Regions from separate parts of the Homo sapiens genome. Here region 2 is linked to region 1. A link is a loop called in an ENCODE intact Hi-C map of the cell type or tissue named here. Cell type or tissue: uterus. All regions are shown on one strand. Each heading gives the region's core, and the rest is flanking DNA. Links, peaks and the distances in the headings are about the cores only.

Evidence for each region. A loop is a pair of places that touch in the nucleus more often than their neighbours do. Peaks named below come from ENCODE experiments on the same cell type or tissue, not always from the same donor. Only the 100,000 strongest peaks of a DNase experiment are listed, where the experiment ranks them.
Region 2: a loop joins it to region 1, with 8 times the contacts of the local background. A loop is called at or near these places in 18 of 110 quality-filtered maps.

The regions. Positions count from the first base shown.
Region 1 is chr3:150,521,977-150,538,472 of GRCh38, forward strand. No RefSeq gene overlaps it. Among named protein-coding and RNA genes, the nearest start is that of SERP1, 16 kb to the right of the region's middle. RefSeq lists a silencer at 12,593-12,712. In uterus, for the core only: no CTCF peak of the experiment used is centred there; no DNase peak of the experiment used is centred there.
Region 2 is chr3:150,710,942-150,727,437 of GRCh38, forward strand. It overlaps ERICH6-AS1 (ERICH6 antisense RNA 1), which reads left to right. Exons shown (of 3, transcript NR_121675.1): 3 at 8,928-9,205. It also overlaps the pseudogene SNRPCP3. Among named protein-coding and RNA genes, the nearest start is that of ERICH6, 15 kb to the left of the region's middle. RefSeq lists enhancers at 14,213-14,714, 14,715-15,214, 16,459-16,496. In uterus, for the core only: no CTCF peak of the experiment used is centred there; no DNase peak of the experiment used is centred there.

The DNA of each region.
Region 1 (16,496 bases), core at 4,576-7,075:
TCCAAAATGCATTTCACAGGGAGCTGTTTGGCATAGGTCAATGAAGAATGGATTTTCTGTTCCCAGAACCTTAAAATATTTATACTCTGTGCATATTCCAGAAATCAACAATAGCCCCCTACTGCCCATCACCAATTCTTCCATAAATAGATAAAGCACCTAATAGGTAACTCCCTGACAGTGGCTAGAATCAAGTGTTCATTTAATGGCCCCTTAGAGTTTCTCAGAAGTTTCTGGAGAAAATGGGAAGAATGATGTTAAAGTGCAGTCAGGTGTCACTTAACAGGAACATCTGAGAAATACGTCACAATTTCACCATTATGTAAACATCTTATGCTGTACTAAACCTAGATAACATAGCTTACTACACACTTAGGCTACATGGTATAGCCTATTGCTTCTAGGCTATAAACCCATACAGCATGTTGCTGTACTGAATGTGGCAGGCAATTGTAACACAATGGTAAGTATTTGTTTATCTAAATATATATAAACATAGAAAAGTTAAAGCATTGCATTATGACATTACGATGGCTTATGACAGCTATGATGTCACTAGGAAATAGGAATTTTTCAATTTCATTATAATTTTATAGGAGCACCGTCATATATGTGGTCAAATGTTGACCAAAACATTACTATACAGTACCTGACTATAGTTCCTTTGCTTTATCCCTGACTCCTACTCCAAAGTTTGGCTCTATCAACTGAGCAAAAGATAGAGGAAAAAATACTGTTTTCTTTCACTATGAAGGTAAAAAATATAACAAAGTCTTCTCGGAAAAATTCCTATAAAATCCAAGGTTAGAACATTTGGAAATAGCAAAAAAGATTATTGGGTATCTCAAATGGAAAACTAAGCACTATTTAGAACCCACCTTTCAGGTTATCTGATTGTACCTTTCCATTGCTTTTGAATTATTTTACAACTCTGTAAATTGTCAATAAGTGATAACAATGCAAAGTTAGTGTTGTTTACAAAGACATTTTGTTAGAGATCCAATTTTCTGCCCCCTGTTGAAAAAGTCAGTTTCTCCATCCATTTGTAAATTCATTTCAGTATTGCTTTGCTCCACATAAATTTGTGCTTCTTTGACTTCTCCTTTGAACTCATTGTTTAACATCTTACTATTTCTTCATTTATAATGACTTAAATAAAATCTTTAACACATGTTCATTTTATATCTGTATAGAGTCATAATTTTACCCCTCTGTGAAAATCATCCTTAGCCAGGCACAGTGACTCGTGCCTATAATTCCAGCACTTTGGGAGGCCAAGGCGGGAGGATCACTTGAGCCCAGGAGTTTGAGACCAGCCTGGACAACATAGTGAATTCTCTGTGTTAATTTCACTTTTTAAAAAAAAAATTTTTCCCCTCGTACAAACTCTCAGTCTCCCTGTGACTGAACATCACCAATGATGTTCTGAAAGACTCAGGTGAAAAGTGAAGGATTGAGGTAGAATTTGTTGTCTGAGAACAGATCTAACAGCCAGAACAAATAAGTCCTGCATAGGAAGCCAAGTTGGGAGCCAGCGAGGAAGGATAAGGGGGCAGGGACTCAAAGTAGGTGGTCCACTTTCCCTTTGGGGGTAATTTCATCCTTTGGGGGTAATTTCATCTCTACAAAAAATAAAAATAGAAATAAAAATAAAAAATTAGCCAGATGTGATGGCACATGCCTGTAGTCCCAGCTACTCAAGAGGCTGAAGGGGGAGAATTGCTTGGAGGTCAGGGCTGCAGTGAGCCGTGATTGTGCCACTGCATTCCTGCCTGAGTGACAGAGCAGTGCCACTGTGACAGAGTGTGCCACTGCATTCCTGCCTGTCTCAAAAAAAAAAAAAAGTGAAAATCATCCTTTAACAAGGTCAAGCCTTCCAATTTCAATAAGAGGACTGGGAAAATCTACCCCTACGTTCAAAGAATTGCTAAATAAAATACAACAATAATTCTCTTGAGTAGCTAAACTCACAAGTTATAAAGGAGAATCTCCAAGTGCCAGAGTGAAGAAGGAATGGAAAACTGAGCACAGCAGATAATCCTGTGGCTGTCCTAGAAGCTACAAAGGGACTAGAGATAAACTCTTGAATCCACAAAGGTTAGGGAGGTGAAGGTGAATAAATTGAGATCTTTGAGTTAAAAAGTGGACCAGCATGAAATGTATCTACTACCAAGTCAGAAAGATGCTTAGGAAGCTTATCTTCCTCTTTTCTGGACTTTGGAGTCCAGAAAATAAAACGTATTTATTTATTTGAATTTTAAAACTTTGGGCCTAATTACCTCAACTCAGATCTGGTGTAAAATTATTGTTATTATTATTATTATTTGAGACAGAGTCTTGCTCTGTTGCCCAGGCTGGAGTGCAGTGGCACAATCTCAGCTCACTGCAACCTCTTCCTCCCGGGTTCAAGTGATTCTCCTGACTCAGCCCCCCGAGTAGCTGGGATTACAGGTGCCGGCCACCACACCCGGCTAATTTTTGTATTTTTAGTAGAGACGGGGTTTCTCCATTTTGGCCCAGCTGGTCTCAAACTCCTGACCTCAGGTGATCCACCCACCTAAGCCTTCCAAAGTGTTGGGATTACAGGCGTGAGCCACCGCACCCAGTCCGGTGTAAAAATTTTAGAATCCAAGAACTTTAACCCCCAAACCTCGGCTGAAAAATTAACATAAAATAATGTGAGATTAGCAATATCCTTGGGTCCCATGGCTCTTTGCAAAGCCAATGCCCGTTTATGAAAGAATATTTCTACAACTCAAGCCACTGACAATTTTCAAGGAAAACACAGCCCCCACTAAAGATGGGCTACTGTAGAAAATTGTTAAAGCAATGAATTATTCCACCATAAGTGAGAGTCAGTAAACACAAGTACCAAAACTTGAGACAATAAAAAAAAACTGGAAGAAAATAAAATAATTATGTTTAAAATTATTAAAAACATGTTTTTAAAAAAATCACAACCTCTGGTATGAAGAAAGCCAAATTAAAAAAAATAATTAAAAAAGAAAAAGAAAACCCAAAGAAAATAAGACCTTATTTAAAAAACAAGGAAGATTGCAGAAAAAATCTTAAAAGGAATCAAATAGAAATTTTAGAAGTTAGCCGGGCATGATGGTTCACACCTGTAATACCAGCACTTTGGGAGGCCAAGGTGGGTGGATCACTTGAGGTCAGGAGTTTGAGACCAGCCTGGCCAACATGGAAAAACTCCGTCTCTACTAAAAATACAAAAATTAGCCAGGCGTGGTGGCGGGCACCTGTAATCCCAGCTATTCGGGAAGCTGATGGAGGAGAATTGCTTGAACCTGAGAGGAGGAGGTTGCAGTAAGCCGAGACTGTGCCACTGCACTCCAGCCTGGGCAACAAAGCAAGATCCTGTCTCAAAAAAAAAAAAAAAAGAAAGAAATTTTAGAAGTGAAAAGGAATTATCGGAACTTCAAAGCCACAAAAGACGAGCAAAACAACCCATTAGACCAAACTAAAGAGATCATTATCAAGCTAGGAGGCAGATGAGAAAATGACCCAAAATATTGCTGAGAGATAAAAAGAAGGGATTGCAATGAAGAGATTAGGAAACATAAAGACAACACGAGAAGTTTAAACATATTTTAATAGGAATTCTGGAGGGAAAGAAGAGAATTCTGGAAGGAAAGAGAGAGAAATTTGAAGAGATGAGCTAGGCACACAGTGGCTTGCATCTGTGGATCACTTGAGGCCAGGACTTCAAGACCAGCCTGGACAACATAATGAGACTCCCAATTCGACAAAAAAAAAATTTAAAAATTAACCGGGAGTGGTGGCACAAGCCTGTAGTCCTAGCTATTTGAGAGGCTAAGGTGGGAGGATGGCCTGAGCCTGGGAGGTCAAGGCTACAGTTAGCCCTGATGGTGCCAATACACTCCAGCCAGAGCAACAGAGAAAGACTTTGTCTCTGAAAAATAAAATAAAACAAAGAAATAAAAACGAAGAAATTTGAAGAGATAAAGGGCAGAAAAGTTTCTAGCCTTGGTGAAAGACATAAACCCCAGATTCAAAGATCACTATGTTCACAAAGTTAGAAAAGTAAAATAGACCTACTGTCCCACGTAACTTAGTGAAACTTCAAAACACCAAAGTCAAAGATAAAGTCTTTTAATACATTTTAAAGATGCTGAGAAAAAATATATATTACAAAGAAGGACAATAAACTGGCTAGGCACAGTGGCTCACACCTGTAATCCCAGCACTTTGGGAGGCTGAGATGGGCAGATCACTTGAGGTCACAAGTTCAAGACCAGCCTGGCCAACATGGTGAAACCCCATCTCTTCTAAAAACACAAAAATGAGCAGGGTGTGGTGGCACACACTTGTAGTCCCAGCTACTCAGGAGGCTAAGGTGGGAGGATCACTGAGTCCAGGGGGGTTGAGGCTGCAGTGAGCTGTGATTGTGCCACTACACTCCAGCCTTGGAAACAGAGCAAGACTCTGTCTCAAAAAAAAAAAAAAAAAAAAAAAAAAAAGGACAATAAAACTGATAACTGACTTTGTAACAGCAATAATAGAGACGCCAGGAAATAATCTGATCAGCGACCATGGTGACTTGAGACCAGCCTGGGCAACAGGATGAAATCCCATCTCTACAAAAAATACAAAAATTAGCCGAATGTGGTGGCATGCACCTGTAGTCCCAGCTATTAGGAAGGCTGAGGTGGGAGGATCACTGAGTCCAGGGAGGTTGAGGCTGCAGTGAGCCACAATCACGCCACCGCACTCCAGCCTGGGCGGCAGAGTGAGACCCTGTCTATAGATAAATAAATAGAATAACATCTCATGGCTGAGGGAAAATTATTGTCAACCTAGAAGTGAATACCCAACTCATTCAAGAGAGAAGGCAAATTAAAACATTTTCATGCGAAGAGATGAAAGAACTTGTCATTGATAGTTGCTGAAAGAACACTAAGGAATGTACTTCAGGAAAAAGAAAATGGAATCCAGAAAGAATGAGATGCAAGAAGGAATGATAAGCAACTTAAAAACAAAAAAAGCACATGCTTATAAAAAACAATAATAATAGCTAATTTGGGCAAAAATACTAGATGACATTAATGTAAAATATGGAAGAGATAATTGAAATCAAAGTATTTTACAGTCTTTGTTCAAGAAGAAAGTAGAAATAAAGATTCATTTTAGACTTCATCAAATATACCTGATTATGTTTAAAAGGTGTTTTTGAGAGAATAGAGATAGAGCGTGTAACTATGAAAAACACAGAGGGGAGAATATCATAAGGAAATCTCAAATGGACGCTCTCCCAAATGCGCCAGCGTTCTCCCATACGCAGTATCAGGCCTCCTGTAACTGCTGTGCCCACACACCACAGAGGGAGATAGAGACCCAGCCCTCCACCCAGCTCTGCCCAAGAACAAAGGTAAAAATAGGTATGGTGGTAAGAACAAGAATGAATCTGAAATGAGAATGAATCTGAGAAGGAGAATGGACCAGTAAGCTCAGATAATCTACATGTTGGCAAATGGACAGTTAGAAACAACATTGTTTTGTTTGTTTGTTTGTTTGTTTGTTTGAGATGGAGTTTCACTCTTGTCACCCAGGCTGGAGTGCAATGGCACAATCTCAGCTCACTGCAACCTCCACCTCCCAGGTTCAAGCGAGTCTCCTGTCTCGGCCAGGCTGGTCTCGAGCTCCTGACCTCAGGTGGTCTGCCTGCCTCTGCCTCCCAGAGTGCTGGGATTACAGGCATGAGCCACCGCACCCGACCGAAACAACATGTTTTGTTGGTCAAAAGAAATTGAAAGAAAAAGTTTGGATAAAGACTTCGGACATTATATGGCTGGGCTTGCAAGACTACTAGACAACAAAGTTACATAATTTTACATTACATTACAAATAAAGCTGGACATCTAAAGGTCCAAGTTGAGCTTCCAGGTCAAACCACTGTCAAAAGCAGGTTACGTCTGTTCCAGGAGAGCATGCCTAAATCCAGTCAATGACACTGGAAATGATGAAGACACCGGGGATATTTAAACTGAACTCAACATTTTACATTCCAGTTTTTCAGAGAATTGCTGCACAATTTGGATGATAGCCACAATCCAGGAAGAAGACTAGATCATCAGAATGAGTGAAGTTTGTTAAAGCAGACTGATTTTTGATGTTTGTTTTAAAATTGTATGTTTCTTTCACAACTTATGATACTGATTTACCTTAAGACAAATGTTAAACCTACTTGTTCTTTTGTCGTAAGGAATTTATTTGGATGAAAGACAATAACATCTGTTGTTTAGAGAAAAAAGGAGAAAATGCGTTGCTAGTTTTCCTGCTGTGACCACTTCCACCTCCAGTAAATGGATGTTTTGAATAATTCTATGCCCTATAATTATCATGGACTATGTATAAACCCCCAGTTTTAACTAGTTTGTGTACTGATTAAGGTCCTAGGGGAGGCAGAAATCTGCATTTCATATCATAATGCATGGGTCTGGTTTCATATTTTAGTAGCTTGTGGCTATTTTTCTTTTTTACAAATGTTGACATTATACACATTCTTCTCGTAACCTTATGTTACAGAGCAAGACTGTGTCTCAAGAAAAAACAACAATCTTACGTTGTCACCACAAAAAAAAAATCAACAAAAAGGCATTTCTAAATACAGCTGTAGGAAGTTGGGTTTGAATTTGTAAGATTAGTAGTTGTGGAAATTGAACACTGGGGGGCACCCAATCATTATAAAAATACTAACATTTATTCACTTTTTAAAATATAATGTGATTGAAAAATTTCACAAAGAAGAGGTTTTTGTAATCCTTTGCTAAATATGGAGTTTAAAACTTTTTATTTGGAAATAATTTCAAAGTTATAAAATGTTGCAAAAAAATTTTTTAAACTACCAAAAACAGCCATATTTACCCTTTACCAGATTTACCTATTCAACATTTTATACCATTCACTTCATTATTTTCTCTCTCTTTCTCTCTGGATATAATTATTTTCCTGAACTATTTGCGGGTAAGTTATATACCTCATGGGTCTTTACCCCTAAATATTTTGGCGTGTATTTCCCAATAATGGGGTTATTCAAAAGAGTCTATCTTTTGATAGTAAGCATTACATATATTATTTTTACAGTACAAAAGATTATGATAAAAATGTCGTTTTCCCCCCAAAAGCTACATGGTAAGCTACAGTTTTCTGTACTTTATGTAAGTATAAATTATGATTTCTAAATGAAAAAACAATTTCATATTAATTTCTACAAATTAAGCCTTTCTCAAATTATCCCTAAAGTGGGAGAGAGGAAAGAAATACAACTTAATCACCACCAGTTTCTGAAATAGAAGAGCCACAGGTAAACACTACAGTAAATAAAATGTTGCCGGGCATGGTGGCTCACACCTGTAATCCCAGCACTTCAGGAGGCTGAGGTGGGTGGATCACTTGAGGTCATGAGTTCGAGACCAGCCTGGCCAACATGGCGAAACCCTGTCTCTACAAAAATACAAAAATTAGCCTGGCATGGTGGCGCATGCCTGTAATCCCAGCTACTTGAGAGGCTGAGGCACAAGAATTGCTTGAACCCAGGAGGCAGAGGTTTCTGTGAGCCGAGATTGTGCCACTGCACTCCAGCCTGGGCGACAGAGCAAGACTCTGTCTCAAAAGAAAAAAAGAAAGAAAGAAAAAAGAATATGCCATGCTGGAAATCCCAAATCCCAATCAATCCAACAGAAAGAAGTTAAAAGTAAGCAAAATAATAAAAACTAAAACGTACAGTAATCAGAAAGGCAATAAATATGAGAGTAAAAATAAATCCAAAACATTACTAATTTTAATATATGCAGATGAATTAAACAGTATTTTCAAACTACATAAAAACATAATTATAATCCACATGTTTATACTAGATACTTAAAACGCAAGGACATAGAGAGATTGAACATAAACGAGCAGAAAAAAATACTTTTGGATGCAAACTGCATCCAAAAGAAAGGTGAATACATATATTTATTACACATATTATTTGAATATATAAATATATATTTGAATATGTATTGTTCAGTATGTTTGAATGTATACAGTTGCCCTAGGTATCCATAGATTGGTTCCAGGACCCTGGCAAATACAAAAATCTGTGGATGCTCAAGTCCCTTATATAAAATGGCACAATATTTGAATATAACCTGATATATATTCAATATATATATATTGAATATATAATAAAGTATATGGCATTCTCCCATATACTTTAAATCATCTTTAGATAACTTACAACATCTAACACAATGCCTACATATCATTTCATTCATGTAAATTCAACACAGTACTAGGCATGGCAAGTTCAAGTTTTGCCTTTTGAAACTTTATGGAATTTTGTTCTGAATATTTTCAATCTTTGGAGGGTTGAATTCACAGATGCACACAGATATGGAGGGCCAACTATGTATTTGAGTATATACATATCTGTGTGTGTGCATATATCTATATATATATATATATACTAAAGATTATATGTAACCGTAATATCAAATATAATAGACTGTAAGTGAAAAAGCACTATTAGAGATTCGGATGGATGTTACATAATGAAAAAGAAACAATCTATCAGACAGATATCTCTAAATTTGAATATACTTAACAGAGCCTCAAAATATTTAAAGAAAAATATACAGAAATATTGGAAGAAATTTACAAGTCCATAAACCTCTATCAAAAAGTAAAAAACTGATAAGAATCTAGATGTAAACAACATAATTAACAACTTGAACAAAGAAACAAACACAGAACTGGCACCAAAAACTAGAGAATACACTTTTTAAATTATTATTATTATTATTATTATTATTATTATTTTGAGATGGAGTCTTGCTCTGTCGCCAGGCTGGAGTGCAGTGGTGCGATCTCAGCTCACTACAACCTCTGCCTCCTGGATTCAAGCGATTCTCCTGCCTCAGCCTCCCGAGTAGCTGGGATTACAGGCACGCACCACCACGCCCACCTAATTTTTGTATTTTTGGTAGAGACGGGGTTTCATCATTTTGGCCAGTATGGTCTCGATCTCCTGATCTCGTGATCCACCCATCTCGGCCTCCCAAAGTGCTGGGATGACAGGCATGAGCCACCACTCCCGGCCTATTATTTTTAATCATATATAGTACATTATAAAAAGTAACCACATAGGGATACCGTCACTCTGATACATTGCTGAAGGGAATATAGAACAGAATAACCTCAATGGAAGGGAATTTGATAATACTGAACTGCATTTATCCTTTGGCTCAGAAATCTTACTTCCAAGAATTTATCCTAAAAACACACTTGCACAAATATGAAAAGATATAATACATAAGGTAATTTATTTCAGTTCTATTTGTAATGGCAAGAGACTGTAAAACTAATGTCTATGAATAGTGACTGGTTGAATAAATCATGGCACATCCTGATCATGGAGCTATAAAAAGAAGTGAGGAATATCTCTATACACTTACATGGGCTGATGCCTAGGATATATATTTTTTGCTTTTGGTTTCCAGGATATATTTTAAGTGGAGAAAGCAAGATAAAGAAAAGGGTATCTGTGCAATCCTACCATTTATCTAAGAAAGTGAATATTTATATATCCATATCTCTATTATCCATCTCTTAATAAAAGCGTAAAAGAAAGCCTTTTTTAAAAAGGTTATCTAAAACCCAAGAATTGTTCCCCTAGGTACATACCCAAGAGAAAAAAGAAATCACATATGTCCAACACAAAAACTTGTACATGAATGTTCATGGCAACATTATTCATAATAGCCCCCAAATGGAAACAATCCACATGTCCATCAACTGATGAATGGGGAAACATATCAAAAAGAATGAAGTACTGATTCATGCTCTAAAATGAATGAGCCTTGAAAACATTATGTTAAGTAAAAGAAGTCAATCACAAAAGGTCACATACTGTATTATTCCATTTATATGAAAAGTCCAGAGTAGGCAAATCTAGAGAGAAAGTAGATTCTGTGGTTGCTAGAGGTTAGGGGAAGGGGGAGGAGCAATGAACATCAATAGGTATGGGGAAGGGAGTGATAGATACAAAGTTTATTTCTGGGGAAATGAAGTATTCTGAAATTTGGTAGTAATGATGTTGCATAGCTTTGTAAAATATACTAAAAACCACTGAAATGTACACTTTAAAAGGGTGAATGTTATGCCATATTAATCTCACAAAATATTGTAACCTTATCAATAGGAAGAGACAAGAAAGTAGAAAGAACAAGAATAGGAACTGAAGGCAGGCACAGTGGTTCACACCTGTAATCCCAGCAATTTGGGAGGCTGAGGTGGACAGTTCGCTTGAGCCCAGGAGTTGGAGACCAACCTGGCAACATGGTGAAACCCCATCTCAGCACACACAAAAAAATTACAAAAAATTAGCCCGGCATGGTGGCACACATCTATAATCCCAGCTACCCAAGAGGCTGAGGTGGGAGGATCACATGAGCCCAAGAGGTAGAAGCTGCCTGTAGTGAGCTGTGATCATGCCACTGCACTCCACCCAGGGCAACAGAGTAAGACCCTGTCTCAAAGAAAGAAAACAAGAAATAAGAACTAGATTTCTCTGAATATACCTAGTTTAATAGATTTGATATTAAAACCAAGAAAATATAATATATAGTTACTAAACTGAATTAAAAATATAAAAGCAACCACTAAGATTCTCTTTCTGGCATGGCAACCTGAGGACCTCCATGGACCCACTCCACAATGAAACTGGTGAAAATCATTAAAAAACAAAATTTAAATTCTCTAGAAATGGTCTTAAGGCCATACAGCAAATGAAGAAACATTTATTCGAGAAAACCTACTAAAACTGGCCGGGCATTGTGACTCATGCCTGTAATCCCAGCACTTTGGAAGGCCGAGGCAGGCAGATCACCTGAGAAGTCAGGAGTTCAAGACCAGCTTGGCCAACATGGGGGAACCCCATCTCTACTAAAAAATACAAAAATTAGCTGGGCGAGGTGGTGCATTCCTATAGTCCCAGCTACTCGGGAGGCTGAGGCAGGAGAATCACTTGAACCCAGGAGGAGGAGGTTGCAGTGAACCAAGATGATGCCACTTGCACTCCAGCCTGGGTGACTGAGTGAGACTCCATCTCAAAAAGAAAAGAAAAGAAAAGAAAAGAAAACCTACTAAAACTAGTTAGGAATGGTAAGAGTCTATGGCATTTGAGTCATGACCAATTTCCTTCCCCTTCCATATTCAGAGTGATGGGAACCCTACTCCAGGTAGACACAGCCAAGAACACAGGGCTCCCTCTGCCCTCACCTCCCATCTAGAGGGCTGCAGTATCTTCCCATCAGGGCAGCATGTCTCCATTTCTCCTCCTTTCCCAGCTACCTGTTGCAAAGGCTAAGTTCTGGGTGGTGTAGCCGAAAGGTGGGAGCCCCCTTCTTCTACCCAGCCCCCACTCGTGGGATACAGAATCTACTGAGAATACTGGGTCCAATCCCCATCACTCCAGCCCATTCATATAGCAAAGGTTCCATGCCAGCACAGGCAAGTCAAGAATACCAAGGGCTATAGAGCAGAAATTGAAGAAATTGAGTACAGAAAAACAATAGAGAGAATTAATAAACCTGAAAGTTGGTTCTTTTAAAAGAGCAACAAAGTTGACAAACCTTTAGCTAGATTAACCGAGAAAAAGAGAGAAGGCTCAAATGAAAGAGGAAATGTTACCATTAATGTTACAAAATAATAATGATTATAAAGGAATATTGTGAACAACTGTATGCCAAGCAGATAACAGACAAAATGAACAAATTTCTAAAAAGACACAAACTACTAACACTGAATCAAGAAGAAACAAAAAATCTGAACAGACCTCTAACAAGTAAAGAAATTGAATTTGTGGGTGGGCACAGTGGCTCACACCTGTAACTCCAGCACTTTGGGAGTCTGAGGTGGGAGGATCACTTGAGCCCAAGAGTTTGAGACCAGTGTGGGCAATATAGCGAGGCCCCATCTCTACAAAACAAAAAGTAAATAATTAGCTGGGCGTGGTGACATACACTTGTAGTCCCAGGTACTTGGGAGGCTGAGATAGGAGGATTGCTTGAGCCCAGGAGGTCAAGGCTGCAGTGAGTCATGATCGTGCCACTGCACTCCAGCCTAGGTTACAGAGGAAGACCCTGTCTAAAGGTGGGGAAAAAAAGAAATTGAATTTGTAACAAAACAACTATCCACAAAGAAAAGCCTAGGCCCAGATGGCTTTATTGGTGAATTCTACAAAACATACAAAGAATTCATGCCAATTCTTCACAAGCTTTTCCAGGAAACCGAAGAGAACAACTCCCGACTTATTCTACGAAGCCAGTATTACCCTGATAACAAAACCTACACAACAAGAAATGAAAACTACACCAAGATCTCTTACGAACATAAATGTAAAAATTCTACAGAGATACTAGCAAACCAAAATCTCTACCTGAAAAAGGGCATCTTCAAAAAACTCACAACTAACATCATACTTCATGGTAAACAACTGAATGTTTTCTTGTTCTTGTTAAGATCCAGAAGAAAACAAAGATGTCTACTGTTGCTGCTTTTTTTTTTTTTTTTTTTTTTTTGCCCAGGCTGGAGTGCAGTGGCAAGATCTCCGGTCACTGCAACCTCTGCCTCCCAGGTACAATCAATTCTCCTCTCAGCCTCCCAAGTAGCTGGGATTACAGGTGTGCACCACCATGCCCGGCTAATTTTTGTATGTTTTGTAGAGACGGGGTTTCACCATGTTGGCCAGGCTGGTCTTGAGCTCCGGACCTCAGGTGATCCACCTACCTTGACTTCCCAAAGTGCTGGGATTACCGGCGTGAGCTACCGCACCCAGCCCACTGTTGCCACGTCTATTCAATATTGTACTGGAGGCTAATTCTGACCAGGGTAATTAGACAAGTAAATGAAAGAAAAGGCATTCAGACTGGAAAGGAAAGAAGTAAAACTATCTCTATTTGCAGATCAATCTTGTGTGTGGAAAATCCTAATTCACTAAACAACTATTAGCACTAGTAAATGAGCTCTACAAGGTTGCAGGGTACAAGATCAATATACAAAAACAACTGAATGTCTATACAGTAGCAGTGAGCAAAAAGAAAATAAAATTAAGGAAAAAATTCCACTTACAATGGAATCAAAAAGAATAATGTACTTAGAAATAAATTTAACAAGAACAAAACTTATATTCTGAAAACTACAAAACATTGTTGAAAGACAGGAAGGAAGGCTGGGCAAAGGGGCTGTTTGTAATCCCAGCACTTTGGGAGGCCGAGGTGGGAAGATCACTTGAGCCCAGGAGTTTGAGACCAGCCTGGTCAACATAGTGACACCCTGTCTCTACAACGAAGTACAAACAATTAGCCAGCCATGGTGACGAGTACCTGTAGTCCTAGCTATTCAGGAGGCTTACGCAGGAGGACCACTTGAGCCCAGCAGTTTGAGGCTTCAGTGAGCTACTCCACTAAACATGCCTGGGTGACAAAGCAAGACTCTGTCTCTTTAAAAAAGCTTTTTTTTAAAGGGATACAAACATAAAATTAAAGACATAAATGAAAACCTATTTCACCATACCTCATACATTTGAAGATGTATGTACCTCATGCCCAGACATTCCAAATTCCAGACTAGAGAAATTCTGTATACAGTTAAACAAGGAGAAAATATATTAATATAAACACCCATATTCATTACAACCCACATTGCAAACAAGTGGGAACAAGTGGAAACAACTTCAGTATCCCTCATAAGGAAGTTAGATAAACAAATGTGGCTTATCTATAAAAAGTATACTCTATAAAGCAATTCAAATGAATGAAACAGATCCACTGAAGAAACCTCAAAATGATGTTGAGTGTAAAGTTTCATACGACAATGTACAGTTTGATACCACCTCTTTAAATCTTAAAAGTGTACAAGGGTATGTTTTATTTATAAATGTATACATGTATTCTAAAAGTATCAGAAAAATATGTAAATAGCCTACATTGACTTTAGGGGGCAAATAAGGGGTATTTTCATCCTACCTGTAACATTTTGTTTATATTTTTAAAAAGAGATTTGAAGCAAATATGGCAAAATTTTAACAACTGTGGCATATTGATAATGACATGTAGACATCTCATGTTATTTCATGTATATTTGAACTTTTTATAATTAAAATATTTAAAAATCTAGCATACTGAATTTTTATCTGATATCTGATATGAGGCACAATTTGCTCATTACTAAAAAACAAACAAACAAAAAAGAGGGCCAGGTGCAGTGGCTCATGCCTGTAATCCCAGCACTTTGGGACACCGAGGCAGGAGGATCACTTGAGGCCAGGAGTTTTAGGCTGCAGTGAGCAATGATCGCACCACCGTACTCCAGCCTGGGTGACAGAAAGAGACACTCTAAAAAAAACCCCAAAAAACAAAAACAAACAAACAAACAAACAAAAAGACTGAAGGCTACATTGAAGTGTGGTAACTTTGAGGGAATCCAGAAACAGAAAAGGGTCATTAGTGGAATATTGGTGAAATCCAAATACAGTCCTAAGTTAGTTAAACTATTATTGCTGTACTGTTAATTTCTTGGTTTTGAAAAATATACCATGGATATAATAAGATGTTAATATTAGGGGAATTGGAGTAAAGGATATACAGGAACTTTCTATGCTATCTTTGCAACCTTTCTGTAAATCTAAGTTTATTTGAAAATGAGGAAGGTATAAAATCAAATTCCATTTTGTTTACTTATTTTGAGACAGAATCTCACTTTGTGACCCAGGCTGGAGTGCAGTAGTGTGATCTCAGCTCACTGCAGCCTTGACCTCCCAAGCGATCTTTCCACTTCAGCCTCCCAGGTAGCTGGCACTACAAGCATGAGCCACCACATTTGGCTAAGTTTTTTATTTTTTATAGAGATGGGGTCTCACTACATTGCCCAGACTGGTCTCAAACTCCTGGGCTTGAGCAATCCTCTCACCTTGGCTCCCAAAGTGCTGGGATTAAAGACATAAGCCACCACATCCAGGCCAAATTCCATATATTTTCTCTAAACATTTTTCTGTTTTCTTTTAATGGGAATTCAACTTTTCAAGGACAAGTTTTAAGAGCCTATATATTTGCCGAGTGCCTTTTTCATGTCCAGGATGGCATTACCTGTAGGTACAATCACCGCACTTCCCACTGATGGCAATTTTGATGTAAGGTAACAAAAGGGGTGTCATAGGAGCATCTAAAGCAGGGCTAACTAGTGTGGAAGAGTAATCTTTGAGACCAATATGCTCTCAACCTGCTACATGCAAAACATTTTTTAGCGGAAGCTACATAGCAGAATATGATGCATAGTCCTATACAGTTTGAGAAGCCATTTGGAAGGCCAAACTTTGGAAAGGTAAAAGTATAATTTGAGATCTACAAATAACTAGTGATCCTAGAATGGTAGGTGACTTTCAGCCAAGCCAAATATCAATATGAAGGCTATGATTTCTTTCTGTTTTTAGTCAGGAAGGTCCTTCACCCTATCAAAGCTCTATTGGTTTTGCAGCTCACAAAGTCAGTGGTATCTTATTTGCATAGAATATTTCTAATTTTTCAAAGTGATTTTACCATCATTAGACTTCACTGTATGAGGCAGGTGGGTGTTTCGTCTTCCTCAAGTGAAATGAATGAAGCTCAAGGAGGTTTTGGGATGCAAGACTATGGAACTAGTTAGTGCCAGAGCTGGAACCAGAACTCAGGGCCCTTTTCAATACTTCTCAAAGTTTTGTTTGCAGATAGATCACCTGAGGATCCTGTGAAAATGCAGATTCTGATTCAGTGGGCCTTTGGTGGGGTGTCTGAGACACTGCATTTCTATCAAGCTTCCAGGTTATTGCTGGTCCTCAACCTACACTCTGAGTAGCAGATTAGATCAGGCTGAGTTTTTGTTTTTGTTTGAGTTTTGTTGTTGTTGTTGTTTTGTTTTTGACAGGTTCTGGCTCCATTGCCCAGGCTGGAGTGAAGTGGTGTGATCTCAGCTCATTGCAATCTCTGCCTCCGGGGCTCAAGCAATCCTCCCATCTCAGCCTCCCGAGTAGCTGGGACCACAGGCACACACTACCAAGCCCAGCTAATTTTTGTATTTTTTGTGGAGACAGGGTTTCATCATATTGCCCAGGCTGGTCTCGAACTCCTGAGCTCAAGCAACCCACCTGCCTTGGCCTCCCCAAGTGCTGGGAGTATATAGGATTGAGCCACCGCGCCTGAACAAAACCAGGCTGAGTATTAAACTCTGCTGGGTCAGCTTTCCCTGTGTGTATTTGGCAACACAGATGAATTTTAGTGGGATGTTTACAAAAAGAAAAGAATCTGGCCTTGAAAAACATCTTTATACTATTCTCAAGAAAGAACAAATGACTTTCCGGATGACGTTCATTGTCTGTGGTACCTTTCTTCTCCACTTAATCCACGAGTAATTAACAGGCAGATTGTGCACCAGTAACTAGG
Region 2 (16,496 bases), core at 42-2,541, 180 kb after region 1:
TATCTTGTTGCACCACCATCCCCTAAGATGAGGTTCTCACCCTCACACTAAATACCATATCAATATTCCAGTTGGGAAGGAAAGAGGAAGAGGAGGGCAGCCAGATTTTTGCTGGCTTGCTTGTGTGTTTTTAAGAATATAATCTGGAAGTTGAATGCATCTCTTCCATTCACACATTCTTGGTCCAAACCAATTATTTGCATAGCCATAGCTAGAGGCCAGAGAGGATTGGACATGTCACTTCTTGCTGGGAAACTGTATGACTTGCTAAAAGTTGTGACAGCGTGTAGGGGTGGCCAGTGACTGTAATGGTAGGAAGAAGAGTAGAATAGACCCTGGGGAACAATTTGCAGTCTCCATCATGGACCCTGGTTAAGAGAGGTAGAGAATTATATCTAATTCCCACAATGGGCTAATGGGACAAGCCCAGCCCAGGAGAGACATCAATATGGCTTCATACATGAGGAGGGACACCTGATACTTCTGTGTGTTAAGGGAGGATGAATTCAAGTGGTGGCTGTCAAACTAGAGCATGCATCAGAATTATGTGGAAGGTTTATTAAAATACAGATTGCTGGCCAGGCGCAGTGGCTCACGCCTGTAATCCTAGCACTTTGGGAGGCCGAGGCAAGTGGATTGCCTGAGTTCAGAGTTTGCAACCAGCCTGGGCAATACAGTGAAACCCTGTATCTACTAAAATTAAAAAACAATTAGCTGGGCATGGCAGCATGCACTTGTAGTCCCAGCTACTTGGGAGGCTGAGGCAGAAGAATTACTTGAACTTGGGAGGCGGAGGTTGCACTGAGCTGAGATTGCGCCACTGCATTGCAGCCTACCTGACAGAGCAAGACTCCATCACACACAAAAAAATAAAAAAATAAAAAAATAAAAATGATTGCTGGCAAGATGGCTGAATAGGAACAGCTCCAGTCTGCAGCTCCAAGGGAGATCAACACAGAAGGTGGGTGATTTCTGCATTTCCAACTGAGGTACCCAGTTCATCTCATTGAGACTGGTTAAACAGTGGGTGCAGCCCACGGAGGGTGAGCTGAAGCAGGGTGGGGCATTGCCTCACCCGAGAAGTATAAGGGGTCAGGGAACTCCCTCCCCTAGCCAAGGGAAGCTGTGAGGGACTGTGCTGTGAGGAACGGTGCACTCTGGCCCAGATTCTATGCTTTTCCCATGATCTTCGCAACCCGCACAGCAGGAGATTCCCTCCAGTGACTAGGCCACCAGAGCCCTGGGTTTCAAGCATAAAACTAGGCAGTCATTTGGGCAGACACTGAGCTAGCTGCAAGAGTTTTTTTTTTTTTTCATACCCCAGTGGCGCCTGGAACGCCAGCAAGAGAGAACCGTTCACTCCCCTGGACAGGGGGCTGAAGCCGTGGAGCCAAGTGGACTAGCTCAGCGGATCCCACCCCCACAGAGCCCAGCAAGCTAAGATCCACTGGCTTGAAATTCTTGCTGCCAGCACAACAGTCTGAAGTCAACCTGGGATGCTGGAGCTTGGTGAGGGGAGGAGCGTCCACCATTACTGAGGCTTGAGTAGGCGGTTTTCCCCTCACAGTGTAAACAAAGCCACCAGGAAATTTGGACTGGGTGGAGCCCACCGCAGCTCAGCAAAGCCGCTGTAGCCAGGCTGCCTCTCTAGATTCCTCTTCTCTGGGCAGGGCATCTCTGAAAAAAAGGCAGCAGCCCCAGTCAGGTACTTATAGATAAAACCCCCACCTCCCTGGGACAGAGCACCTTGGGTAAGGGGCAGCTGTGGGCACAGCTTTAGCAGACTTCAACGTCCCTGCCTGACGGCTCCGAAGAGAGCAGCTGATCTCCCAGCACAGTGTTCAAGCTCTGCTAAGGGTCAGACTGCCTCCTCAAGTGGTTCCCTGACCCCTGTGTCTCCTGACTGGTAGACACCTCCCAGCAGGGGCTGACAGACACCTCATACAGGAGAGCTCTGGCTGGCATCTGGCGGGTGCCCCTCTGGGACGAAGCTTCCAGAGGAAGGAACAGTCAGCAATCTTTGCTGTTCTGCAGCCTCCGCTGATGATATCCAGGGAAACAGGGTCTGGAGTGGATCTCCAGCAAACTCCAGCAGACCTGCAGCAGAGGGGCCTGACTGTTATAAGGAAAACTAACAAACAGAAAGGAATAGCATCAACATCAACAAAAAGGATGTCCACTCAGGGACCTCATCCAAATGTCACCAACATCAAAGACCAAAGGTAGATAAATCCATGAAGATGGGGAGAAACCAGTGCAAAAAGGCTGAAAATTCCAAAACCCAGAACGCCTCTTCTCCTCCAAAGGATCACAACTCCTTGCCAGCATGGGAACAAAACTGGATGGAGAATGAGTTTGATTAATTGACAGAAGTAGGCTTCAGAAGGTGGGTAATAACAAACTCTTCCGAGCTAAAGGAGCATATTCCAACCCAATGCAAGGAAGCTAAGAGCCTTAAAAAAAGGTTAGAGGAATTGCTAACTAGAATAACCGGTTTAGAGAAGAACATAAATGACCTGATGGAGCTGAAAAACACAGCACGAGAACTTCGTGAAACATACGTAAGTATTAATAGCCAGATTGATCAAACGGAAGAAAGGATATCAGAGACTGAAGATCAGCTTAATGAAATCAAGTGAGAAAACAAGATTAGAGAAAAAAGAATGAAAAGGAATATGGGACTATGAAATCCAAGAAATATAGGACTATGTGAAAAGACCAAATCTACATTGATTGGTATACCTGAAAGTGACGGGGGAGAATGGAACCAAGTTGGAAAACACTCTTCAGGATATTATCCAGGAGAACTTCCCCAACCTAGCAAGATGACCAACAATCAAATTCAGGAAATACAGAGAACACCACAAAGATACTCCTCGAGAAGAGCAACCCCAAGACACATAATCATCAGATTCACCAAGGTTGAAATGAAGGAAAAAATGTTAAGGGTAGCCAGAGAGAAAGGTCAGGTTACCCACAAAGGGAAGCCCATCAGACTAACAGCAGATCTCTCTGCAGAAATCCTACAAGCCAGAAGAGGGGGGGCCAATATTCAACATGCTTAAATAAAAGAATCCTTAGAGAAAAGAATTTTCAACCCAGCATTTCACATCCAGCCAAACTAAGCTTCATAAGTGAAGGAGAAATAAAATCCTTTACAGACAAGCAAATGCTGAGAGATTTTGTCACCACCATGCCTGCCTTACAAGAGCTCCTGAAGGAAGCACTAAACATGGAAAGGAACAACCAGTACCAGCCACTGCAAAAACATACCAAGTAAAGAACATCAACACTATGAAGAAACTGCATCAACTAACGTCAAAATAACCAGCTAGCATCATAATGACAGGATCAAATTCACACATAACAATATTAACCTTAAATGTAAACAGGCAAAGTGCCCCAATTAAAAGACACAGACTGGCAAATTGGATAAAGAGTCAAGACCCATCAGTGTGCTGCATTGAGGAGACCCATCTCATGTGCAAAGACACACATAGGCTCAAAATAAAGGGATGGAGGAATATTTGCCAAGCAAATGGAAAGCAAAAAAAAAAGCAGGGGTTGCAATCCTAGTCTCTGATGAAACAAATTTTAAACCCACAAAGATCAAAAGAGACAAAGAAGGGCATTACATAACGGTAAAGGGATCAATGCAACAAGAAGAGCTAACTATCCCAAATATATATGCACCCAATACAGGAGCACCCAGATTCATAAAGCAAGTTATTAGAGACCTAAAAAGAGACTTAGACTCCCACACAATAATAGCAGGAGACTTCAACACCCCACTGTCAATATTAGATCAACGACACAGAAAATTAACAAGGAATATTCAAGACTTGAACTCAGCTCTGGACCAAGTGGACCTAAGAGACATCTGCAGAAGTCTCCACTCCAACTCAACGTAATATACGTTCTTCTCAGTACCACATCACACTTATTCTAAAATTGACCACATAATTGGAAGTAAAACACTCCTCAGCAAATGCAAAAGAATGGAAATCATAACAAACAGTCTCTCAGACCACAGTGCAATCAAATTAGAACTCAGGATTAAGAAACTCACTAAAAACTGCACAACTACATGGAAACTGAACAACCTGCTCCTGAATGACTACTGGGTAAATGATGAAATTAAGGCAGAAATAAATAAGTTCTTTGAAGCCAATGAGAACAAAGACACAATGTACTAGAATCTCTGGGACACATTTAACGCAGTGTTTAGAGGGAAATTTGTAGCACTAAATGCCCACAAGAGAAAGCAGGAAAGATCTAAAATTGACACTGTAACATCACAATTAAAAGAACTAGAGAAGCAAGAGCAAAAAAATTCAAAAGCTAGCAGAAGACAAGAAATAACTAAGATCAGAGAAGAACTGAAGGAGATAGAGACATGAAAAACCCTTCAAAAAATCAATGAATCCAGGAGCTGGTTTTTTAAAAAGATCAACAAAATAGATAGACAGTTAGCCAGACTAATAAAGAAGAAAAGAGAGAAGAATCAAATAGACGCAATAAAAAATGATAAAGAGGATATCACCACTGGTCCCACAGAAATACAAACTACCATCAGAGAATACTATAAACACCTCTATGCAAATAAACTAGAAAATCTAGAAGAAATGGATACATTCTTGGACACATACACCCTCCCAAGTCTAAAACAGGAAGAAGTCGAATCCCTGAATAGACCAATAACAAGTTCTGAAATTGAGGTGGTAATTAATAGCCTACCAACCAAAAAAAGTCCAGGACTAGATGGATTCACAGCCAAATTCTACCAGAGGTACAAAGAGGAGCTGGTACCATTCCTTCTGAAACTATTTCAAACAATAGAAAAAGGGAGAATCCTCCCTAACTCATTTTATGAGGCCAGCATCATCCTGATACCAAAACCTGGCAGACACAACAAAAAAAGAAAACTTTAACAGGCTTCAGGGATCAAACTTTAAGAACACTGAATCTTGTGCTCAATTAGCTTGTATTGGATTTGCTTCTATCAGTTGATGAAAAGGAATGTGTATAACAATAATATAATTGAACTCCACATTTTCAGCTGCAGGATTCTAGAATCCTTCACTATTGTATTATTGAGGGGATCATTGAAGTCTAGGCCAATATCCCTGATGAACATTAATGTGAAAATCCTCAAAAAAATTATTGGTAAACAGAATCCAGCAGCACATCAAAAAGCTTATTCACCATGACCAAGTTGGCTTCATCCCTGGGATGCAAGGCTGGTTCAACATATGCAAATCAATAAATGTAATCCATCACATAAACAGAACCAGTGACAAAAACCACATGATTATCTCAATAGATGCAGAAAAGGCCTTCGACAAAATTCAACAGCCCTTCATGCTAAAAATTCTCAATAAACTAGGTACTGATGGAACATATCTCAAAATAATAAGAGCTATTTATGACAAACCCACAGCCAATATCATACTGAATGGGCAAAACCTGGAAGCATTCCCTTTGAAAACTGGCACAAGACAAGGATGCCCTCTCTCACCACTCCTATTCAACATAGTATTGGAAGTTCTGGCCAGGGCAATCAGGCAAGAGAAAGAAATAAAGGGTATTAAAATAGGAAGAAAGGAAGTCAAATTGTCTCTGTTTGCAGATGACATGATTGTATATTTAGAAAACCCCATTGTTAGAATGGTGATCATTAAAAAGTCAGGAAACAACAGATGCTGGAGAGGACGTGGAGAAATAGGAACACTTTTACACTGTTGGTGGGAGTGTAAATTAGTTCAACCATTGTGGAAGACAGTGTGGCGATTCCTCAAGGATCTAGAATCAGAAATACCGTTTGACCTAGCAATCCCATTACTGGGTATATATCCAAAGGATTAGAAATCATTCTGCTATAAAGACACATGCCCACGTATGTTTATTGCAGCACTGTTCACAATAGCAAAGACTTGGAACCAACCCAAATGCCCATCAATGATAGACTGGATAAAGAAAATGCGGCACATATACACCATGGAATACTATGCAGCCATAAAAAGGATGAGTTCATCTCCTTTGCAGGGACATGGATGAAGCTGCAAACCATCATTCTCAGAAAACTAACACAAGAACAGAAAACCATAGATAGGTATGGTTTTCTATCTATCTATAGATATAGATAGATAGTATATAGTATATAGATAGATAGATACACACACACACACACACAAACACACACACACACACACACACACACACACACACACACACACACACATAGATAGATAGATTGCTGAGTGTTATCCCCCTGGACTTTTTTTTTTGAGACTGGGTCTTGCTCCGTTGCCCATGCTGGAGTGCAGTGGCACTTTCATAGCTCACTATAACCTTGAACTCCTGGGCTCAAGTGATTCTCCTACCTCAGTCTCCTGAGTAGCTAGGACTACAGGTGCATACCACCATGCCTGGCTAATTTTTTTTTTTTTTTTTGAGAGATGGGGTCTTCCTATGTTGTTGCCCAGGTTAGCCTCAAACTGTTGGCCTCAACTGATTCTCCTGTCGTGGCCTTCAATGTGCTGGATTACAGGTGTGAGTCACTGCACCTGGGCTCCCCTGGATTTTTGATTCAGTAGGTCTGGGACAGATCTGAGAATTTTTATTTCTTTTTCTTTTTTTTTTTTTTTTAGACGGAGTCTTGCTCTGTTGCCCAGGCTGGAACGCAGTGGTGCGATCTCGGCTCACTGCAAGCTCCGCCTCCCTGGTTCATGCCATTCTCCTGCCTCAGCCTCCCAAGTAGCTGGGACTACAGGCACACGCCACCACACCTGGCTAATTTTTTTTTTTTGTATTTTTAGTACAGATGGGGTTTCACCATGTTAGCCAGGATGGTCTCGATCTCCTGACCTCGTGATCCGCCCACCTCAGCCTCCCAAAGTGCTGGGATTACAGGCATGAGCCACCGCGCCCGGCCTGAAAATTTTTATTTCTAACAATTTTCCAAATGATGCTGATACAACTGCTTCAGGGATCAAACTTTAAGAACACCGTATCTTGTGCTCAATTAGCTTGTATTGGATTTGCTTCTACGAGTTGATGAAAAGGAATGTGTATAACAATAATATAATCGAATTCTACATTTTCAGCTGTGGGATTCTAGAATCCTTCACCACTGTATTATTGAGGGGATCATTGAAGTCTAGGTAAACTCCTTAACATGGATGAACATAATCACTTCGCTTCTTGATTTCTTAATACCTGCTTTCTTTCTCCCTTGTTAATCCCAATAGAATATCCTGCAAAGCCAGTTAAAGCTCCTCACTTGAAGAATCACTGATTAGCAGATTTCACTGTGTGCTTACTTCAGAAAGATGTGTGCAGCATATTATTTTTATAGCTTTTAATTCATACTTTAATGAGAATTTTATGAATATAGGTAGGTCTTGGTTCTTCAGGACAAGATAGAGCATAATTTGTTTAATTGATTCCCTTTTTTAATTATTATTATTTTTTTTTCGAGACGGAGTCTCGCTCTGTCACCCAGGCTGGAGTGCAGTGGCGCGATCTCGGCTCACTGCAAGCTCTGCCTCCTGGCTTCATGCCATTCTCCTGCTTCAGCCTCTCGAGTAGCTGGGACTACAGGCGCCCGCCACCACGCCCGGCTAATTTTTTTGTATATTTAGTACAGACGGGGTTTCACCATGTTAGCCAGGATGGTCTCAATCTCCTGACCTCATGATCCACCTGCCTCGGCCTTCCAAAGTGCTGGGATTACAGGCGTGTGCCACCGCTCCCGGCCCCCTTTTTTAATTTTAAGAGACTGAATTTTTTAAGTAACCGAATACCTGTATTAGCTATAGAATGGAATTAAAAACAAGGACAGATCAATTTGAAAGTGATTATGTCAGGCCAGGCTTGGTGGCTCATGCCTGTAATCCCAGCACTTTGGGAGGCTGAGGTGGGTGGATCAGCTGATGTTGGGAGTTCGAGACCAGTCTGACTAACATGGAGAAACCCCGTCTCTACTAAAAATACAAAATTAGCCGGGCATGGTGGTGCATTCCTGTAGTCCCAGCTACTCGGGAAGTGGAGGCAGAAGAATCGCTTGAACCCGAAAGGCAGAGGTTGTGGTGAGCCGAGATCTCGCCATTGAACTCCAGCCTGGGCAACAAGAGTGAAACTCCATCTCAAAAAAAAATAAAAAAAATAAAAAAAATTATGTCTTCTGAGGAAATTACTAAAGTTCAGACACTGATAAATGGATAATTAAAATGTAGTGTGTCCTTACAATGGAATATTACTTGGTGATAAAAATAAATGAATTACTTATATATGCTACAACGTGGATGAACCTTGAAAACATTATGTTAAAGAAAAGCAGCCAGTCACAAAGGACCATGTATGTATTGTGTGATCCTATTTGTATGAAATATACAATAGGCAAAACAGGCAAATCTGTAAAGAAAGTAGAGTCATGATTTTCTAGAATCGGTGGAGTTTGGGGAAATGGGCGGTGACTGCTGATGGGTGTGTGATTTCTTTTAGGGGTGATGAACATGATCTAGAATTGATTGTGGTGTTCTTACACATCTCTGTGAACATACTAAACACCACTGAATGGTACACTTCAAGTGGGTGAATTGTATGGTATGTGAACTATATCCTAAAAAAGTTGTTTTTTAAAAAGGAAAGGAAATGGTTTACTTTTGAGGGTAAATTGAAAGCTCCCCACCCAGATATTATTAACAACAGTTAATGTAACAGCAGTATAGAGCACTGACCCTGCCATCTGCGTGTATCTTCATTCTGATATTCCTTTCTCTGTCCATCATATGCCCCTTGATTTTGCTTTTCTTTTTTTTAACTGATAGAGTCGATAATTTTATTTTCACATTTCACAATACAAATGAAAACTGCACTTTTTCTGGTCCCACTTCTCCCGTCTAATACTATTCTCTCTTTGATAGGAAGGAGGAGCAAGTCTTCTTTGTCATGCTATTAAGAAAATACCCAGAGTCACAGCACCATGATCTCCTTGTGAAGCAGAACAAGTAATATAAAACTGATCTAAAGAGGCCTCCCCTCTACTCTTATCTGTCTGGTCGAGTCATTTGGGTCCAAGTGGGCACCATTGTGGGAGGGTGGGAGGACTCATCACTGGGGGCCCAGGCATCATTGGCATGTGGCCTCCTGTGTTAGTTTGTTCTCATGCTGCAAATAAAGACAACTTGAGACTGGATAATTTATAAAGGAAAGAGGTTTAATGGACTCACAGTTCCACATGGCTAAGGAGTACTCACAATCATGGCGGAAGACAAAGGAAGAGCAAAGGGACATCTTACATGGCAGCAGGCAAGAGAGCGTGTGCAGGGGAAGTCCCCTTTATAAAACCATCAGATCTCATGAGACTTATTCACTATCGCGAGAACAGCATGAGAAAAACCCACCCCCATGATTCAATTACCTCCCACCGTGTCCCTCCCATGTCATGTGAAGATTATTACAACTCAAGGTGAGATCTGAGTGGGGACACAGAGCCAAATGATATCACCTCCAATGGGCAGCCTCATTCCAGGAGCACATCCCATTGGCATCATCCAGGAGGAGGGGGGGGCCATCATTGGCATCATGGGAGGGCCCCCCAGCTGGGGTGCTGGCATCATACCTGGTGAGGAACAGGAAGAGACTGGGGGGAGGTTGGATCATCGCTCCTGCAGGAGGAGGAACAGAGAACAGAGTAGGAGGTGTTCTTCCTTGTTGAGATGCAGTCTTTGTTCTGTCAGCCAGGCTCCGAGCCTGCTCTTCTATCCATTTCTGGTAGTAGTCTTTCACATTCTCTTTGTGTTTCCTTCCACTGCAATGGTAGGTTCTCACAGATGGAGAGTCGTGGGTGAGGTATGTATTGCAGAAGTCACAACAAAACTTAGGCATGTTGCTCTGTAGCCCGTTAACCACTCTCTTCCCTGATTTTGCTTTGTTTTGATGTGACATTGAAGCACTGCACATGCGCAGAGCAGCTAATAGTTCTTCCCTCTTTGGATTGTTGGATGAAATTTTTTTGAATTTTATTTTTTATTGATACATAATAGATATATGTGTTTTGGGGGTACATATGATAATTTAATATATTTATATAACTTGTTAAGAACAAATCAGTGTAATTGGGACAGCCACCACCTTAAATACTTGTCCTTCCTTTTTGCTGGAAACATTTGTATTATTCTCTTAGCTATTTTGAAATATACAATAGGTTATTCTAAACTATAATCACCCTAGTGATCTATGAAACACTACGTCTTATTTCTTCTATTGGATTAAATGATTTAATACCTGCAATGCTCTTAGCATTGTGCCTGGCACATGATAAATAAATATTAGCTGTCGTTATTCCGACCCAAAACAAGAACATTTTTTATTGTTACAGAAAAAATTGGACCATTGATTATGTTTCACCATTTAAGTGGCTATTGTTTGCATGCTTTCGACAGTTCTATCCCATGCCCTATACATTTACTTTCCCCCAGACCTCCCTCCCCTCCATCTTCAACCTATTACAACAGGGTGTAATAATATAGACGAACACTAGAGGGAAGCATGCAATTGCAATGAAGAAAATCGGCATCAGCACACTTGAAATTCAGACAAGAAGATAGAAGATGTCTAGTATCAAAGGAAAGTGAAATGTCTTCCTTTAATATAGTGTCTTGTAGTATTCTCCTATAGGAGGGAAGTATTATTACTCTATCGGATGAGTATTCCTACTGGAAGGATAGCTGCGGCATTTTAAAAAATCCTGCCTGTATGTGCCTGCCATAAAGATGTCACATAACCATTTCCTCACGTGCTGTTCACTCCACACCCCAGCTCTCCTGAGAGCACTTAGCTTCTCCCGTGAGCCGGTTCCTCCGATGGGAGGCATTTGGAAGCCTACATTAGTATAGTGCTGCCTTACAACGCACTTTAATGTAATATCTAGTCTCTGGGAGGCCCAGGAGTGCTTCAAATTCTAGGCTTCCCTGAGATGTCCAGTGCATTTCTGTTGAGGTGTATATGGGCTCACTCGGCCTGAGTCCCTCAGGGGCAGGAAACGTACCCCATCTTCACCTTTGCATCCCCAGCAGTTTGCAGTGCTGGGCATGCCCTAGAGAAGCTGGATAATGTCTGTTGGACTAAACTGCTTCATGAGCTGCAGACAGAAAAAGAGGGAAATTTATGCTCACTTTATGCCTGAGCAATGGGACTCTAAACTGCACCCCTAACCAGTGAATATTTTTCATTATTTTTCTGGATTATAAAAGTTCATGCTCATAATGTGAAAATCATGCAAAAAGAACATCTAAAATATTCATAATCCCATCCATCCAATATTAACCTGGGGAATACTACAGATTCTTTTAACCTTATGTCAGAGTATAATATATAAATATATGTGTGTGTGTACATATATATAGTGTTTACATTTATGGCAGCATGGAACACCTATCTTTTAAAAATTTTTTTTGAGATGGTGTCTATACTCTGTCACCCAGGTTGGAGTGCAGTGGCGTGATCTGACTCGCTGCAACCTTGGCCTCATCCTCCCACCTCAGCCTCCTGAGTAGCTGGTACCACAAGCGTGCACTACCATGCCCAGCTAATTTTTTGTATTTTTGGTACAGACAGGGTTTTGCCATGTTGCCCAGGCTGGTCTTGAACTCCTGAGCTCAAGTGATCCACCTGCCTTGGAATCCCAAAGTTCTGGGATTACAGGTGTGAGCCACCATGCCCAGCCCTACATCTATCTTTTTTTTTTTTTTAAAACTAATCCCTTTCTTTTGGGAATTTAAGCTGTTTCTCAATTTTTGCTTTTTTTAAAGAGCAGTCTGGTGAATATTCGTGTAGCTAAGTGTAAGCCCACATTCTTTATTAGTGTCTTAGGATAAATTCCCAGAGGCAGAATTTCTGGGTGATGGGTAATTTACATTGTCACCAACAGTGACAGTGCCCTTGATCAGATGAAGAGTTTTAATTAAACGTCACACCAGAACTCCATAATCTTGTCTCAGTCATGTCATCGCTGCTCAAAACATTTGGTGAACTCTGTTTGGTGATCCAGGCTATGACTCATATAAGAAAATAAATCTTAATCTCTCATCTTGCCTTTGATCTTTGACTGTTCAAGAAAATCTAATTTACCACAAAAGGACAAAGACAGCAACCATGGCAGATTTTCATATAGGTGTGCCACCAGAGTCAGGAGGAGATAGGGAAATGCTTCCCAGACTGTTCTGAATAGTGGCAAATCAGAGAATAATTCCTCTAAGTCTTTTTGGAAATTAGAATGGAACTTCCCTATCATCTGAAGACTCCTTATGGATTGAACAAGGAGGGCCCTCTTGACTGGTTTGTCTTTCTTTCTTTTTCTTTCTTTCTCTTTCTTTCTTTCTTTCTTTCTTTCTTTCTTTCTTTCTTTCTTTCTTTCTTTCTTTCTTTCTTTCTTTCCTTCTCTCCTTCCTTCTTTCCTTCCTTCCTTTCTTCCTTCCTTCCTTCCTATCTTCTTTCTCTTTCTCTCTCTCTCTCCCCCTGCTTCCTTTTCTTTTCTTTTCTCTTCTCTTTTTTCTTTCTCTTTTCTTTTCTTTCCAGGGTCTATGCTATGCTGCCTAGGCTGGTCTCAAATTTCTGGACTCAAGCAATCCTCCTGCCTTGGTTTCCCAAAGTGCTAGGATTACAGGCATGAGCCACCTTGACTGGTTTCTTCCTTAAAGGTTCCTAAGCTTCGCCTTTTTTTTTTTTATCTTAAAGATGGACACAGAGATCTAAACATTAAAACAATTTATTTATTGGAGTTTCCTCATAGAAGGGTAAGAGAGACAGTTGCACCTGACTGGGTGCTTAGTATTTCTATAGAGTGGCTTAAGCATGGCAACTGATTAATGAGAGGAGCAGGAGGTGACTTGCATTGTTTTTACTAAGATAATATTTTGTTTTGTTTTGTTTTGTTTTTTTTGGAGAATGGCAGATTGGGTTTATTGAGGGAGGCGACTGAAAGGAACTCAAATCACCCCCTTGGTACTGCTATTTATATTACTGCATTGTGTGGAAATCCTTAGTGGCAAATAAAGCTTTGGGCTGATGTTTAAGGCCCTCTACAATATAATCTTAACGCGACTTTTCTAGCTTTAACTTCGCCTACTCTTACACAGACCTGAATGGATGCTGCACATCCTGTTGGCCCAGCTGCAACTTCAGCCACTGCTGTAGCAACCAGTTTTGTGCAGGTGTGGCTGATGGCTCTGGCTTTGGCTGCCTGACGTTTCCTGGATCCTGCAGCGTGGCACAGGACACATTTGCCTCCTGGTTGCCTTCTGGACTTGCAGGGTACTTACCGTGATAGGGGGTACCCTTTGATGAGCTGGGGATGGGAACTGGAGGGTGAAGACCTCCCTCTTCTCTCTCTCAGTGGACAATTCTGAGGTCCTTCTACACAGTGCCTCAGAAGCCCCTAGCGGGATTGAGCCTCAGTTACCTAAGGCAGTGACCGGCGGATAATGCACCTGTGCTGGCTTTCTTTCCTCCCCTACTCCCCTCTTCAGTCCTTCAGTCTGTTGCCTGGAATCACTTTCCTAAATAAATGTCTTTTTTTTTTTTTTTTTTTTTTTTTTTTAGAGGGAGCCTCGCTCTGTTGCCCAGGCTGGAGTGCAGTGGTGTGATCTCGGCTCCCTGCAACCTCTGCCTCCTGGGTTCAAGCGATTCTCCTGCCTCAGCCTCCTGAGTAGCTGGGATTACAGGCACATGTCACCTCGCCTGGCTAATTTTTGTATTTTTAGTAGAGATGGGGGTTTCACCATGTAGTATACACCATAAGAATGTGTATAACTTTGCCAGGCTGGTCTCGAGCTCCTGACCTCAGGTGATCTGCCCACCTTGGCCTCTGAAAGTGCTGGGATTACAGGTGAGAGCCACCATGCCCAGCATTTCCTAAATAAACTTCATATAAGCTTTGTCTCAGGCTCTGCTTGCTTTGGGGAAACAACAGTCACCACCCTATTTGCTGTTTTTTGATGATGTTCCTTGCTCTTCATCTATTCAGTTCTTTAATACTTGCCTGGGGAACATCTAGTGTGCTCCTGGTCTGGGAAAGGGCCCTAAAATATAAAACGGAATCAGTCACAGGCCTTGCTCTTGAGGAGTTCTTGGTTTAAGAGAGAGAGAGAACAGACAGCTTAAAAAAAAAAAAAGTCAGTGTATCACAAGGTGAATGCTGTTCCAGAGAACCAGGAAGGAAGAACACAGGAGACAGGACAGCTGATCTGGCTTGGGGTATCTGAGGAGGTTTTCTCAGGAGCGTCTTTTAAAGGATGAACAGGAAGTAGTTTACAGGAACAAGGTGGGAAAAGACCTTCTGGGCTGAGAGACTAGTCTGGGCAGAGACACAGAGTCGTGAAAGAACTCGGTATGTTTGTGAACTGTGGGAAGTTCAGGGAGACTGGAGCGGAGGGTGCCTTAGGAATGTGCTATAGAGGAGTCTGTCAAGACCTGGGTGCCTGCTACACTCCGAGAGGTCAGCGAACGGGCCCTCACTGGCTTCTTTTGCGTTGATGGCCTGGTCTGTATTTCTGCACTAGGTGGCCCTCTCATTGTCGCCATGACTGCTGGCCAGTGGACACCTGCAGGAATGGACTTGGGGTAGGCCTGAGGCCCCAGTCTGCTGGGGTGCTCCTGGGAAACTGAGTCTCGCCTCGCCTAGTCTCATGGTAATGTGCAAGGGTTGTTTTGCATCAGCTTCTTGCCACTGGGGCGAGCCAGCAAGCAGCCAGAGCTTCCAGCACAGCCGGAAGGGGCTGGGAGGGTGTATCCACTTCCCCACCCACTAGAAGAATGTGTCTACCTTTGCCTGGGAGCAGGCTGTGCAATCTCCTGCTCGTGTGTGTCTCTGTTTACTTTGCCATGAAACAATCCTGTGTGGGTCTGCTGGTGTCTTCCCTCCCATTGACCCCTATATCTCGTCGGGTAACCATGCATCTCCTGACTCAGGGAAAAGACAGTGACTTTTTAAATATTTATTAATTAATTAATTAATTTTTTTTTTTTTTTAGAGACAGGTTCTTGCTCTGTCACCCAGGCTGGAAGTTCAGTGGCATGATCATAGCTCACCGCAGCCTTGGACTCCTGGACACAGTGATCCTTCCACCTCCTGAGTAGCTGGGACTATAGGCACACACCACTATGCCCAGTTACTTTTGTTTTGTAGAGACAGGGTCTCGCTATATTGCCCAGGCTGGTCTTGAACTCCTGGCCTCAAGTGATCCCTGCCTCAGCCTCCCAAAATGTTGGGATGACAGGTGGGAGCCACTGCACCCTGCTGAGACCAGTGACTTTTAAAGTCGACTAGTGGCTGTCCGAATCAAGTGGTCCCCTCTTTGGCAGTAGTTGGTAAGGAGTAGAAATCAAAGGATACACAGAGAAGATGCTAGGCAGAAGTAGTGAGGATTGGAGGAGAGCAGAGAGAAGCAGGGTGCTGGCAGCAGGAGAAGCAGACTGAATGTGGCTGAGTAACACCGATGTGCCAACACCAGCGGCTAGGAGATAGTGAGGCTTCAGACCCCAGTGGGGCCTGGTGAGATTTCCATTTCTGAACTACACTCCAGAGTGCCAGAAACCTGCTGGTGTGGCTGGTCCTGTGCTCCAGGAAGTGAAAATAGACACGCACTTTCCTATTCCTGTACATATCCTAACACGGAGTAGCGTCAGCAGAGACACTGCCTGGCCATGCTACTTCCCACCATGTAAACTTGAGTAAGTAACTGAGCACTCTTTCTCAGGTTCCTCACTTGTAAACTGGGCTGTTACTGGTGTCTGCTTCATAGGGTTGTTTTGATGCTTGAATGAGTTAATGGGCATAAGATGTGGAGAAGGGCCTGCTGGTGCATATGAAGTACTCAGTAAGCAGGTAGCGGTCTGGGTCTGGGCAGGACACCCAAATTGGGTAACTGAGGAGAGGCTGAGAGACTATTTACAAAAGTATAGGTCAGATGAAGGGACAAAGGATGGTGGAACACCATGGGCTATAACTGGCTGAGAAGTCTTTAGTACTCCTAGGCCTGATGAGGCGAAGGGAGGAAGTAGTTATCAGACACCCAGCAGCCTCAAAACAGGGTGACAGGGCAGGAACTGTGGGGGTCTGGACAAGAGTGCAGCTGGGCCAACCTGGCCCTACAGGGCAGGAGTGGAAAGCATGCATACTCTTAAGACTTCTCCCTAACTCTGATCTCCTGCCCATGATACCCAAAGGCCAATCTGATTGGAGGCCAAAGGATGAGGCTGTTAGGTGGTTACAAAACGCAGTGGTCAGCCTGCCAGGCCCAGAGCAGTTGGTGAGGCATGGAGCAGGGATCTAGGAGCCACTGCAGCCTCTCTAGCACAAATGTCGCCAGTGTTGGCTGCAGTATTGTTATTACAATAGAGGCCTTTCACTTGAGGCCTTGACCGAGTTGCCATTCCTTGCAAACAAAAGAGCCTTACAGAGGCCGGGCACGGTGGCTCATGCCCGAAATCCC